3 separate regions of the Homo sapiens genome follow, and regions 1 and 2 are each linked to region 3. A link is a contact called in ENCODE Hi-C or POLR2A ChIA-PET data. All regions are on one chromosome and are shown on one strand. Each heading gives the region's core, a stretch centred on a gene start or an enhancer-like site at or near the end of the contact. The rest is flanking DNA. Distances are from core to core; before and after follow the strand shown. Region 1 overlaps DELEC1 (deleted in esophageal cancer 1). Region 2 overlaps DELEC1 (deleted in esophageal cancer 1). Region 3 overlaps DELEC1 (deleted in esophageal cancer 1).

Region 1 (2,846 bases), core at 280-2,779, 45 kb before region 3:
CAGCAATATAAAAACAAATGAAATGTGGCACCTGCTCTCAAGACTTGAAAGAAGCTATAATGTAAAGCATCGAACTACAGGAGAAAAGTGGGAATCTTTCCTTTTTCACATCCATAGTCACTAAGGCCATTTGTCGACTGAGCAAATGTATAGTACAGAAAGCTGTTAGACTAATATCTAGTGATTAAACTGTACTTAAGGGAGAGAATGGCCTTTAAGTAGCAAAAATCTCTCATGGGTTATTTTGTTATTTAAAAGTGGCACTGGCGAGGGCTAGGATAAAACAGTTAAACAGTTTTACCCAGGAAATAAACCACAATATTGGAGAAGGAGGTTTAAAGTACTAGAAAAGAGAGAAGGAGGAAGAGAAATAGTAAGAATGCAGGCTGAGCTGAAATAATTTCCATGATCAGCTGTAAAGTTGCACACTTTTACATGCATACTCTGATGTTGGATTGTCAGTAAAAGTCTGCTATCCACAATTATTATCTTTGAGTTTGGGGAAAATAAATTAAAAGGAAATGTTTGCCAATCATTGATGAATGGCAGTGGGAGAAGTGAAGAGATGGAGAATAAGAGAGACCTGAACCAGGGCCGGAATCCCTGGAGTCCTCATAGAACATTATAGGACATTGAGATCCCACCATCTGTAGAATAGGGTTTTAAGCCAATGTATACCTTAATTGTGATAAACAAGGGGATCCCTGCAAGCTGAAGATCCAGGGAACAGGTGGAGACAGACACAGAAGAAATGAGGAAATTAATGAATAAAAAGTCAAGAGCATGAGAGGAAGGTAGACATGACTTTGAAGGAAAGTCAGGCAAGAATGTATGGTTATACTCTGTTGTCAGCAGGGAATTACTTTATAAAGTAGAAAGAGAAGCCCAAAGAGCATCTTTTCCCCAGGGTATAGTCAAGAGAAGAGAAGAGATGGAAAGCCATTTGGAAAAAGTGATGGGGAATTCAGGCATCGGGTCAACACCAAGGTAAGTGGGAAGAACTCAGTGGGCCTGGCATTGCTGGCATAAAGAGAAGGTCCCTGAGGGCAGAAGGACACCTTCCAGACAGACCTGCTGTTTCTCCAAAGGGGTGCTTGCTTCACATCCTTATATATTTTTTTCCAGTCTTTACCTGATGCCTGAGACCTGGCCCTTCTAATTCTTTACACTGAAAGACCAGAAAATTTTTTAAAAGAGAAAAAGAAAGAAAGATAAAGAAAAAAGAAAGAAAGACAAGCATAGCATTTATAGAAACATGAGAACTTCTGCAGGGGTGCAGACCCATCTTTGAAAATGATTCTTTGGAAGAGGCCTTTAGTGCCAAATACTTGAGTTGCTGCCAGTCTGTTATGACTCCTTCTTTATCATTTCCCCTCACATGAGGCAGATCGAGACAGATCCACATTCCTTCCCCTGTGTTTGGGGCCCACTCTCAGTCATTGTCAGCTGCTGGTTTGCTGAGGTTCTTGGGGTTGAAAAAATCCACCTGGTGGCTCCATCTCTGTTTGCTGCAACATTTATGTAGATGGGGTGTCATCTGGGAGTCATGGCAGCAGAGACACAACAAACAAAAGCAACCCACTGGCTTCCAGGGTGAACAGCAAATTCCTCTTTAGCTCCCTAGAATGTTTATGGAGTAGCTGAGTAGCCACACATCCTTGATCCTCCAAAGCCAGATAGTGGGCAGCTGTTGCAAATTCTTTCTGAAGAGCTTATACATAAAATAATTCTTGCTGAACTTAACCATATCACCATGAAAAAGGACATTAATCTCATTTATGAGGGCTCCACCTTAATGATCTAATCGCCTCCCAGAAGCCCCACTTCCAAATACCATCACACTGGGGATTAGCTTTCAACATATCAACTTTAGGGGGACACAAACATTCAGAGTGTAGCAATCCCTGTGCCCACTTTTTTTCCTCTAGGATGGTCATATCACCAAATGGTCTTCTGCTGCCATTTGGTGATAACTGTCCCTCTATGTTCTCTCTTCCTTCCTTTCCTCCTTTCTCCTTTCTTCTTTCCTTCCTTCCTTCTTCCTTTCTCCTTTCTTCTTTCCTTCCTTCCTTCTTCCTTCCTTCCTATGAATTGAGCAACTAGTAGATGCTAGGTCCTATGATTAGAAATGAGAATGTTACCAAGAACAAGGACATTATCTTTATCCTCATGGAACTCAGAGTTGAATTGAAGAAAACAGCACACACATGACCAATAGAGAAAACACAGGCTATGAAAAAAGGAAGAGTGATTCCCTAATCAAGCCATGGGCTTTCAGGGAAAGCCTCCATGAGGTAGTCAGGTCTGAGATGGGCTTTAAAAAAAAAAAAGTCAAACAAATGGAGAAATGGTGAACAGGTATCTTCCTGGAACACGGTACATGTGCAGCCATGAAGGATCGAGAAAACCCAAGGCATATTTGAGGGCTGCCCAGCCATGCAGGTGTAGAGTATGCTTATGTCTGAGGGGTGGGGCTTAGGCCCAGGCAGAAGTGAGACCATAAAATCAACTAAACATGCATTAAAGATTGAAACCTAAGACCTGGAGCCATAAAATGCCTAAAAGAAAACATGAAGGGGAAAAGCTTCATGACCTTGGACTTGGCAATAATTTTTTGGACGTGACATCAAAAGCGCAAGCAACAAAAGCAAAATCAAACAAGTGAGACTGAACTAAAATCTTCTGCACAGCGAAAGAAACAATCAACAGAGTAAAAAGGCAACATACAGAATGGGAGAAAATATTTGCAAACCAAAGATCTGACAAGGTATTTATATCTAAGATATGTAAGAAACTCAAACAACTCAATAGCAAAATAAATAAATAAATAACGATTTAAAAATGGG
Region 2 (2,906 bases), core at 372-2,871, 41 kb after region 3:
GTTTAATGTTCCAGGCGAGGTAGGAGGGATCCTAACCAAGGAAGGGTCCAAAGGAGAAGAGGAAACAAAAGTAAGTGAGTCATAAAGAAGGGATCCACAATTAATGGGGTAGGGGTTCTGAAAACAGCTTGGACAGTCATGGAAGAGGACCCTGAGGAGGTGTTAGAGTAGAGCCCTGAATAATGAACAAAATTTAGATAAACAGAAGGGAGTAGGGAGGGCAACATAAGGAAGTACAGCTTTTCAAGGTGAGAAGTCTAACTTGATTAAGTAAAAGTTTTCTGTAGCGGTACTACTGAAGATAAAGGCAGCAAGTTGAAAACTACATGTGTATGTACTATGCTCTTTCTTTTAGTCCTCTTAAGAATGCTATGAGTTCTTCTCTATTAACCCATTTTACAGATGAGGAAATGGAGACTTAGAAAAGATTGTATGCAAATGACCTACATAATTTGTGTGGCCTGGTGCAAAAAGAGCCTTCTTGTTAAAAAATTATTAAGACTTTCAAGGCAGTGACAGCAGAGTAGTAAGCCAAGCCACAAGGCCCTTCTGAGCACCAGGCCCTATACAACTGCCTAAGTCACATGCACATAAAGTCAGCCCTGGTTCTATGACTTGCCCAGCTCCATACAGCAAAAAAAAAAAAAAGAGTCAGAGCTAGAAGTAAAATTGCTCTTGCAGCAGATGAGGAGAAAGTAGGGTTGATGTGAAGGCTCCTGCAGCCTGGATCTCTGCATCATATGGAGTCAAGCCTCCATTATAGCATGAGTGTGAAATAAACTTTTGTTGTTTTAAGCCACTGAAATGTTGGGAGTGTGTATTACTGAAGCATCACCTCTCTCATGCTTACTCATATACTAAAGCACAGAAAAATCTCCTACAGCTGGGGAGGTAGGTCATGAGCCTCAACAGCCAAGACCTGTGTTCTTTCCTCAATATCTATGTCTTCCAATTGCAGGTCACAACCTGTTAGAGAGTCATGAAAACAATCTACTGGGTCACAGGCACATTTTTACACAGGAAATAATTTAATAAGTAAAATATCATAGAAACTGTGTGTGTTACTTATTGCAGTGGTATTTTTTATTAAACTTTTTCCACTACATGTGTGTGTTGAGAGTCACAATAAAAAAAAAAGGTACTTCTGACTATGGGTTATTGTCAAAAATGTTAAAAGCCACTGCTCAACATCATGCTTTTGACACAGGAAAGGAAAAAAAGTCTACACACATCACCCTGACAGCTTGGATACTCATAATACCTTTTGAAAACAGCTAAATGGGAGGACACTTGGGTCCTTATTGTCAATGTAATTAATGCTTTGGATTTTACAGTTTGCCAGATAGAAAGCATTCCAGATCTTAACCAATATGAAACTCAATCTTTGTAATATGCTCCTTTAACTCCATTAATCCTCTATCTCCTCTGCTCCAACTCTTACTCTGCCATAAAAGAATCATGAAGTCATCATTTCGGATACAGGGAACAAACCCTCATTGTCTCATGACAAATTCCGGGCACAGATGTGCCCACTGGAGCAACTACAAAAAAGCAGGCAAGAAGCCACTTTGTCACCAGCACTGGGCCTGGTGCCAGGCCTCTCCCTCTCTTTGAATCCTTGATGGGCTAAGCCCCTCAGAAGTGAGTCATCAAGGATTGCCAGTATCTGCCCAGGGAGGGAGACCCATTTACTTTGAAAAACTCTGCAGGAAATACTTGTGCTTTGCTCTGCCAGAAGCTGTCAAATTTGCTTCTCTCACCACAGCAACTGTGGTTCTGAACCCCACCCCCCGAACCCAACTTATGACAAAAAGAGCATATGAAAGAACTGAAAATAGCCTTTTTTTCAGTTGCTTGGTGAAAATTCCCAGATGTGAGCTGCAATGACTGTGTGGCACTCATATTTCAGTTTTGAGTGTGGATATTTTCTCTGAATGTCTCCTGCAAATTGAATCAAGAAGAACACTATTAATTATTTTAGCCAAGGTTATATTTTTGCTCCAACCTTCTATATGTCCTGATTTTGGGGATGTGGAGGTTTGAGGGGCATTGTCCATGATTATTCTCTGTGCAGTAATTGCCTTCCCCTGAAACAAGATGGTTGCATCAAGCTTGTTGAGTTTTTAACTCTAGAATGTCTATTTTCTTTTCTTTTTTCTTTTTTTTTTTTTTTAGAGATGGAGTCTTGCTCTGCACCCAGGCTGGAATGCAGTGGTGCGATCTCGGCTCACTGCAAGCTCTGCCTCCTGGGTTCACCTGCCATTCTCCTGCCTCAGCCTCCCAAGTGGCTGGGACTACAGGCGCCCGCCACCACGCCCGGCTAATTTTGGTATTTTTAGTAGAGACGGGGTTTCACCGTGTTAGCCAGGATGATCTCGATCTCCTGACCTCGTGATCCACCCACCTCGGTCTCCCAAAGTGCTGGGATTACAGGCGTGAGCCACTGTGCCCGTCCTAGAATGTCTATTTTCTATCGTATTTCCAGATCACCCTAATCTCTGGCAAAGGTGCCTCTTCCATAACCTCCTTCTAGTTTCCAGACTTGCACTCTTGTTTTCACCCACTTTTCTTGCTATCATTTCCAATAGCCAGAGCAATAGTCTTAAATGCAAATCTGACAGCCACTTTCTCTCTTGAAATCCTTCAGTAGTTTTAATGTCTCTCTCCAGACCACATCTCACCAACATTAGCAAAGCTCTGCAGGGAAGGGGACTGGGCTCCTGCTACTCTCAGGGCTCATCCCAGACTATTCTCCTCCTTGGCCTCTGAAATTCACACTAACACACTGTCCTTAAAAGTTTCTGGAATACATCAGTCTTGTACTTGACTTGGGACCTTCACATCTGCTGTTCTTGCTGAACACTATTCTTCTTAATGCTCCAAATTTTTAAAACCTAGTTAGCTTT
Region 3 (2,807 bases), core at 76-2,575:
ACTGTGAGTCTGTGTTGTTTCAGACCACTAAGTTTCATGTTGTGCGGCAGCAATAGAAAATGAATGCACTCTCCTGTCCAAAGCCCCTCTTTTTTCTTGCCCAAAATCCAGCTTCTTAATCATTAAGTCACTCTTCACAATGGAGCCTCCCAACTTTCCAGCCTTATTTCTTGACCTCCAACCCCAAAATTAATATCAATAGCTAATATTTATTTTGTACTTAACTATATGCCAAACACTAAACCAAAATGTGTATATATATATAAAACATATATATTACATATATTTGTTAACTCATTAAATTCTGACAATAACATACAAGATAGGAATTATTATTGTCCTCCTTCTTACAGATGAGGAAACTTGAAAAAGGTACACAACTTACTTAAGGTCCAGAATTAATAGTAGTAAGGGAAAGATGTAAATTCATACCAGTTTGATTTCAGCATCTCTGTTATTAAACAGTATGTTATATCTCAACCTTGGAGTTTTCAGACAACATCCCTACTCTTTCGTATTCCTAGAAACACTGTAGAGAAGAATGAAGCCATGATATAGAATCAAGAGAAACTGAGTAAAATAGAGGAGTAGGGACTCTGAAGAAGAGGGGCTTTAGGAATATTAGAAGCAAAGTGAGATGGCTCAAAGCTGATGAGGACTGGGTGAGCCAACATTAGACATATGCTGGATTATTTCCTTTATAGGGCCCTGGACATACTTGTTGGGCCAGGAGAAAAATATTAAAGGGGAGGTATGGAGGTAGACATAGCCAGCTGAGCACGCTTAGTGCCCAAGAATAAATTTTTCTATCATCAAGTCCATTCTTCTGCCTCCATTTTTTAGGGATACTCAGTAAGACTGGTGTGACTTTCCCCATGTTACTTGAAAATGAACAGCTTAAGGAAGAGGGAAAAGTAAACCAAGAGCCAGAGGATGCCATATGGTGTGGTGATGATCAGGACTAACTCACAAACCAGACAACCTGGGATTAGTACCAGAGCTGAGTTTTTCATTCCCATTTTTCTTGGTTCTAAAACTCATGTTCTTATCCTAATTCCATGAATATTTAACAGACAAAACATGTTAACTCAGCTAACCAGAATGAAATGGATAGAAACTTCCTCTTACCTATCTTAGCTCTATAGAAAATCAGAATAAAAAATCTGATCTGGCTATTTGAGGACACAAGAATGATGAGCAGAGTTTTAAGTCTGTGAAGGATACAGTCCAAACCAGGTTCATATCGTGGTTCACTCTGCATATCTAAACAAGTTTACCCAACCTTGGGTATGACTCATTTGCTGAAGGAGACATATATCTACCTCTGACTCAATAGAAAAGAAGTAACTCTAAGACAGTAATTTCCTTAATTGGGCAAAGCCTAGGTCATTTGAAAGGGAAAGCATTCCCCAGCCTCATGGTTATCACCAGCCTCAGTCTCATATCTTCAGTGTCTTCCCTATATCTTTGTCCATCTTCCACAGAGTTATTAAAGTGATCTCTTTAATATGAAAATACTTACTGATAACTTGCCTCAATATCCATCCTTCAGTTCTAGCAGAAAACCACAAAGCCTGATTTTTTATATGGGCTCTTGACCATCCAGAGCAAAGACTGTATTTCCCAACCTTTAATGCAGCTGAGTGTAGACATGTAACTAAGTTCTGATGTATAAGATAAAAGCAGAAGTGTCTTGTGCAAGCTTCTGAGGACCTTCCTTAAAAGAACACTGGTACCTCTGTGTAACTCTCTTCTTATTTACCATTGTTTCCACCTTGTTGCCCTGATTATAGGTTTAGAATGTGAGTCTGAAGGTCACATACGGGGATGGTTGAAAAAATATTGAATTCCTAAACAGCCATCATATTAATCCTCGACTATGTAACGCCAGACTTTTAGATGAAAAACAAACTCCTACTGTTTTTAGGCCAGTATTAATTTAGAGTTTCACATTACTAACAATCAAATCCAATCCTAAACAATACGTCCATCATGCGTTTTTTGTTTAAAACCAATCCATGGTTTCCAATTGCCCTCAGAGAACAATTCTAACTCCCTTAGTAAAACCTATAAGGTCCTTGTAACCTGTATATTTAATATCATCTTTTTAGCTTCCCTGCTTATATTTTAACAAATTAACAATACCTAATGACCTGTATTTCCCTAAGTATTCCACAATTCCATAATTTGTTCTGTTTTCACTTCTCTAAACAGACTGTCAACTTCTGCTTTGAATTCCATCCTCACCTATTTGATAGAAAAGTGTCACCTCTTCTGACAAACCATCTCTTACCCTTTAGACAAACTGATGCACTCCTTTTACTCTATTCCAATTATACCTGATCAATCATCCATTTAACAATTGCTTCAACATAAATGAGGGGTTTGTTTGTATTTCCAACTCCACCACTACACTGTTTTCTTAATAGAATAATGTCATGCTCAACTTTGAAACCACATATACTGCCAGACACATAATAAATGCTCAATAAATTCTTTTAAGTGAATAAATAATATTAATCATGCAGCCATCTTATATTGTCAATCAGATGCCTCAGTATAACTTCGTTGATTCTTTAAACTATGTCTTTGGAACTTGTCTTGATGTGAATTCAGGCTGTGCCATCTAAAAGCTGTGTCCTTAGGCAACCCTCTTTCCATTTCTGAGTATCAGCTTCTTCTTCTTTAAAATAGAAGACCTACTTCATGGTACGTTAGGGCTATTAATGCAATTAAGTACATAGAACATCTAGGCTAACCTAATATTAACCCACAATCAATGGCATCATCATTTTTATCCTTTAGGA

Evidence for each region. Hi-C counts contacts between places; a loop is a spot of excess contacts on that map. ChIA-PET counts read pairs that join two places held with the same protein, here RNA polymerase II (POLR2A). Pooled maps may share reads with other maps.
Region 1: a loop to region 3 is called in a map of mammary epithelial cell, with 6 times the contacts of the local background. The contact joins two enhancer-like sites. A Hi-C loop is called at or near these places in 4 of 168 maps with a recorded cell type or tissue (Caco-2, mammary epithelial cell, prostate gland and 1 more), 1 of 37 single-sample maps with no recorded cell type and 3 of 50 pooled maps. POLR2A ChIA-PET finds 5 or more read pairs at or near these places in 2 of 52 experiments (AG04450 and OCI-LY7).
Region 2: a map of aorta shows a loop between it and region 3 (2.1-fold over the local background). The contact joins two enhancer-like sites. A Hi-C loop is called at or near these places in 7 of 168 maps with a recorded cell type or tissue (aorta, dorsolateral prefrontal cortex, esophagus muscularis mucosa and 4 more), 1 of 37 single-sample maps with no recorded cell type and 7 of 50 pooled maps. POLR2A ChIA-PET finds 5 or more read pairs at or near these places in 5 of 52 experiments (AG04449, AG04450, BJ and 2 more).

The regions. Positions count from the first base shown.
Region 1 is chr9:115,249,459-115,252,304 of GRCh38, reverse strand. All of the region lies in intron 2 of DELEC1 (deleted in esophageal cancer 1), which reads right to left. Among named protein-coding and RNA genes, the nearest start is that of DELEC1, 110 kb to the right of the region's middle. Within about 2 kb of position 1,529, at least 4 of the 41 ENCODE cell types and tissues checked have a DNase peak (open chromatin) inside an H3K27ac peak, as active enhancers do; they include mammary epithelial cell, where a contact is called at or near this core.
Region 2 is chr9:115,163,431-115,166,336 of GRCh38, reverse strand. All of the region lies in intron 1 of DELEC1 (deleted in esophageal cancer 1), which reads right to left. All of the region lies in intron 1 of LOC124902257 (a long non-coding RNA gene), which reads right to left. Among named protein-coding and RNA genes, the nearest start is that of DELEC1, 23 kb to the right of the region's middle. Within about 2 kb of position 1,621, at least 4 of the 41 ENCODE cell types and tissues checked have a DNase peak (open chromatin) inside an H3K27ac peak, as active enhancers do.
Region 3 is chr9:115,203,854-115,206,660 of GRCh38, reverse strand. The region is part of intron 1 of DELEC1 (deleted in esophageal cancer 1); the gene reads right to left. Among named protein-coding and RNA genes, the nearest start is that of DELEC1, 63 kb to the right of the region's middle. Within about 2 kb of position 1,325, at least 2 of the 41 ENCODE cell types and tissues checked have a DNase peak (open chromatin) inside an H3K27ac peak, as active enhancers do; they include mammary epithelial cell, where a contact is called at or near this core.